Linked DNA regions of Homo sapiens: region 1 is linked to region 2. Evidence: read pairs that join two places in POLR2A ChIA-PET (ENCODE). Cell type or tissue: A673. All regions are shown on one strand.

What was found. ChIA-PET counts read pairs that join two places held together with the same protein. Peaks named below come from ENCODE experiments on the same cell type or tissue, not always from the same donor. Only the 100,000 strongest peaks of a DNase experiment are listed, where the experiment ranks them.
Region 1: POLR2A ChIA-PET joins it to region 2 with 5 read pairs; 4 of 35 experiments call an interaction of 5 or more read pairs at or near these places.

The regions. Positions count from the first base shown.
Region 1 is chr21:25,551,824-25,554,323 of GRCh38, reverse strand. No RefSeq gene overlaps it. Among named protein-coding and RNA genes, the nearest start is that of MIR155HG, 9.1 kb to the left of the region's middle. In A673, no CTCF peak of the experiment used is centred here; no DNase peak of the experiment used is centred here.
Region 2 is chr21:25,727,821-25,730,320 of GRCh38, reverse strand. ATP5PF (ATP synthase peripheral stalk subunit F6) reads left to right here. Exons shown (of 4, transcript NM_001003703.2): 2 at 520-690. The coding sequence starts at 527. Among named protein-coding and RNA genes, the nearest start is that of ATP5PF, 5.8 kb to the left of the region's middle. In A673, no CTCF peak of the experiment used is centred here; no DNase peak of the experiment used is centred here; H3K27ac peaks cover 428 bases.

The sequences.
Region 1 (2,500 bases), 180 kb after region 2:
TCTTCCACAAAACACTAGAACATGAGCACAATTCAGCCAAGTTCCTTGCCACTATGTAACAAGGGTAACTTTTTCTTCAGTTTCCAATAAAATGTTCCCCATTTTCATTTGAGACCTCACCAGAATATCTGTTAACATCTATATTTCTGCCAACGTTCTCTTTATGTGTATTTACCTTTTCACTGAGAAGATCGAAGCTTTCTTTCCAACTCTCTATTTCCGTATGAAACCTCACCAGAAATTGCTTTTAATGTCTGTATTTCTAGCATGGACCTTAACACTCTTCTAGCCCCTACACACTACTCAATTCCAAAGCTGCTTCAACATTTTTAGGTATTTGTTATAGCAGCATTCCATTTCTTGGCATCAAAACCTGTATTAACCCGTTAGGGTTTCCATAACAAAATATGATAGACTGAGTGGTTAAAAGACAGAAATTTACTTCTCATAGTTCTGGAGTATGGGAAGTCTAAGACCAAAGTGCCAGCTGGTTAGATGCCTAGGAAATGCTTTCTTCCTGACTTGCAGATGGCCACCTTCTCATTATGGGCTCATGTGGAATTTCCTCAGTGTGTGCATTTAGAGAGAGAGATCTCTCTCTTCCTCCTCCTATGAGGGCACCAGTCCTATTGGATTAGAACACCATCCTTCTGACCTCATTTTAACCTTAATTCTAAAAGCCCTGTCTCCAAATACAATCATATTGGGGGTCAGGGCTTCAACATATGAATTAGGTGAGGGGAGGTACAATTCAGTCCACAACACTCTCTGACTATGAAAGTGGTTTTTGGCTTTCTTTTTGTATTCTTCTTTTTCATTTTTTTCAGGTTTTTAAAAGTATTTATAGGGGAAACATACAGGGGTGAGGACCATCTTTGGAGACCTCAGAATGGTATCCTCTATACCTCTGGGCAATTGCAACCCTCATGGGTCCTTGCTCAGAAGCATCTCACCAGTCTCTGTAGGGGCCTCATCTATGATTTCTACAGGTGTGTATGCTTTTTGTAATAAATACAATAATTTCAGTTTTCTTTTTACCAAGCTTTATTTTTAAATTATTCAGCTATCCCAATGGCCTTTTAAATCCTTTTTTGCATCTCCAGGTCTGTTTTAAGAACAGCATTCTAATGTTAATTCTGTTGAATATAATTTTAAACTTATCCCGGTGCTAGGTTTAGGGTGTGGGACAAAGTGAATCCAAGGGAGTAGCATGAATAGGGGCAGTAAACTGTGGAAATGAGCTAACCTTGAGCTTCAAGATTATCATTCGTGTAAACAAATGCATTACGAAACTAATACAAACATACCCAAGAGGTCACTTGACATTATTCTATTTTACAGAAAACGTATGCATCTATATAAGTTCCAGGCTCAGTTATCTCTGAAATAACAAAATGCTTTCAGGTAGATAAACACAAAAGGAATATCTCAGTTTCCCACGTTTTCTTCAAGCCTCAAAGGAATGTGTAGTTAAAATTCTTTTTTTTTTTTTGTAGAAGTGACCAATATCTTTGATATCATCAGAGAACAAAACTTTAGTCATGCTGATTTCTATCCTGTATTTTGAACACAGCTCTTTGTTGGAGTTCTATATATTTATTCTTCTAAAAAAATCTTCCCTGACTTATCCAGCTTTCATAGTCTAAACTTTTTGTCCAAACTCTTATGGCACTGATGGTCAGATTTCTTTATTATTATTTTAGAGACAGGGTCTCTCTCTGTCACCCAGGATGAGTGCAGTGGCACAATCATAGCTCGCTGAAACATCACATTCCTAGCCTTAAGTGATCCTCCCATCTCAGCCTCACATGTAGCTAGGACTACAAGCATGTGCCACCATGCCCAACCAATTTTTTTTTAAATTTTTATTCTTTGTAGAGACAGGGTTTTATTATGCTGCCCAGGCTGGTCTTGAACTCGTGGCCTCAAGTGAGCCTCCTACCTCAGCCACCTAAAGTGCTGGAATTACAGGCATAAATCACTGCATCTGGCCCAGATTTCTCTATTATTAACTGTTGCATTTCATACTATATCATTTGATTTTCTTATTGAGCTGCATTATCAGTGTTTGTTTTTATCTTGCTAACATAAATGTAACATGTTCAAGAACTGGATTCATGTTTTATTTACTAAATTACTATTCCTCATAATACTTAGCATAGTATTTAGTGTTAGGTGCAAGGTAGTTAATCAATAAATTCTGAATTAAATTAACTTTGCTAGGAAACAGGAGGCCAACAGAAGAATAGCAAGTGTATATATTCAAAGATGACCTAAACAGGGGTGCAATTTTGACTCAACAAATTAAGGGTCTATGAATGTTAATAAATACAGTGTTTGGTATATTTGGCATATCTTTATATAGTTTGGATATATGTCGCTACCCAAATCTCATATTGAAATATAATCCCCTTGGAGGTAGGGCCTGGTGGGAGGTGATTGGATCATGGGGTAGAGTTCTCATGAATGGTTTAGCACCATCTCCCTTGGTTCTGTCCTC
Region 2 (2,500 bases):
GTTCTTCTGGACTTTGATTTAGTTGTTACAGTATTCTTAAATGGCTGGAATCCATTTGTAACAGGCAGAGCAGTTTCTCCCTCTGTGGGCCTGTGAAGTACACATTTTCAGGTTGTCATGCCCGGCTGAGGTATGGGAAACCTTGTACATTAGTTTGGGGGCCAGTGTACTTTTCCTGTTAGGAGCGGACAGTGTTGCAACAGTCTACCTCTACTGTTTTCTCTGATCCATGACTAAGTTCAAGGGGGAAGAAATACCTCACCTCACATTTTGTGCTCTAACCCTGATGAAGCTTCAGGCCTGAGTTTCTAACTGTTCCATTATCCCAGAGCCTTTTGGTTAAGACCTAAAAAACTTGCAATGGGGAATAAGGAGGAGAAGGGAACTGTGGTCAGGTATAGACTGAGATCTGATATGATGTAATTCTGTAGCAATTAGTAGAATTTGATTCTCATGATATATTTAGAGGTGATTTATAATAAGTATATTAACGTTTCTGCTGCTTGTTTTCTGTAACAGAATCAGCATGATTCTTCAGAGGCTCTTCAGGTTCTCCTCTGTCATTCGGTCAGCCGTCTCAGTCCATTTGCGGAGGAACATTGGTGTTACAGCAGTGGCATTTAATAAGGAACTTGATCCTATACAGAAACTCTTTGTGGACAAGATTAGAGAATACAAATCTAAGCGACAGTAAGTGAATAAATAACTACAGTGTAAATATAAATATTCAAAGTATGTAAGTTTCAAGGTGGTAATAAAAATGACTTGGTATTTGAAAGTATTAGACCTTCACTGAGCTCATCTCTGACATAGAGGTTCATTAGGTGCCCTCAAAAAAGAAGATAAGGATCTTGATTTTTTTAAGTCAGAAACTGTATCTTTATATGAGTTACAAGGGAAAATCCTACTAAATTTATTGCTGTTTAAAATACATTCTTACTGTCATGTCATGTATTATAAACCACATCAATTTATAGAAATACATAGGGTCTTGGAAATCATTTAGCAGCTAAGTTTGAAAAAAGTAACTCCCTTAGACATTGATTAGCCGAAGATCATAAAACTAATTGGGGAAAAATATATTATCAAAGTATATTTTAGCCTCAATTTAGTGGCCTTTCTGTGACATTGTAATTTGGGGGAAATGTATAAACACAGCTCTTTTTTTTAAAAGGCTATTTCCATAGTTACAGATCTCTGAGAATGTATATTAAAGGACAAAAGACTCTGAAATGACATAATGTAAGTCCAAGAAAAACAATTGTAGAACCATAGTTTTGGAAAGGAATGACCACCTTAGCTGTCATCAGGTCCAAACCCAAATCTTAGGAACAGTGAGGCGCACCAATTCATAGTTCCATTTTCTTTCATATAGTTGTCTACTGTGTGTAAAGCACTTGGCTATTAACCGTGATGGGCCACAGGGCATTTTTACAATATTCTTAAAGTCCGATAGGAGTAGAAAGCTTCTAAGCAAATAAATACAATATAAGGTAAAATGAGTTAGGTGCTAAGGTAGGGAAACGCTGGGTGCTTGGGGAGTTCATAGGAAAGAATACTCCTTTCCAGCTAGAGGCATTTTAGAGGCTTCTTGGAAGGCAGTGTTTGGGTACTCATCCCTCTTGAGAATCTCATGGACAACTGTGGATCATCTTCCCAGTTTAAAGAAAAAAACGTGAAGAATTTACTCACATCATTTTCCTTATAGCATGAAACAGTTCTCAAACCCACAGGAGGCCTTCAGTAGACCTGTACACCCAGGGGTTTACTCTAGGTTTTAAAGATCAGTGTATGAAGGTTGGACAGATAAATGAGGGTAAGAGGAGAGTATCTTTTAGGAGGAAAGAATGGTGTGAACTAAGGCATGAAAATGCCTTAGTTTGTGCTAGAAAGCACAAAATATATTTGGTGAATGGTATAATTCTATTTCCCTGGAGTATAGGGTATATGAAGAGTATAAGGATGGTATGGGGTTAGAATGAGGGATTATGGAAGGCCTTGATTGTAGACTGAGCAAGTAAGATATGTGGTAGGCATTTGTGAGAAATTACAGCTTTTTGAACATGACTGTGGGGATGGAAGATTACTCTGAATTAGGAGGATAATTTTAACCAGGGTATTGGAAGGATTGAAATGAGAAGAGAGCAAAGACAGACATGTTAGCAAAATGTAACCTAAGCATTAGTTGATGAGAACCTTGACTTTATAGCAGTGGTAATGTAAAAGTGACAGAGTCAAGACATTGAAACACTGATGCCTGGTTTTGGTGAGCTGCTGGAGAGGAAGAAGAGGGAACAATAAAAGAAAACTGACTTTTGAGGCGAGGTAACTAACAAAGGTGTTACCATTGCCAAAACTGAGGAGGAGAAATAGTGAAGGGATTAAAATGTAGTAAGTTACTCTGTGCTTTGTAGACATGGTAATGAAACTCTGACAACAACCCTATAGATGTTACCCCAATTTTATATATGAGAAAACCAAGGCTGAAAGTTAGAATTTG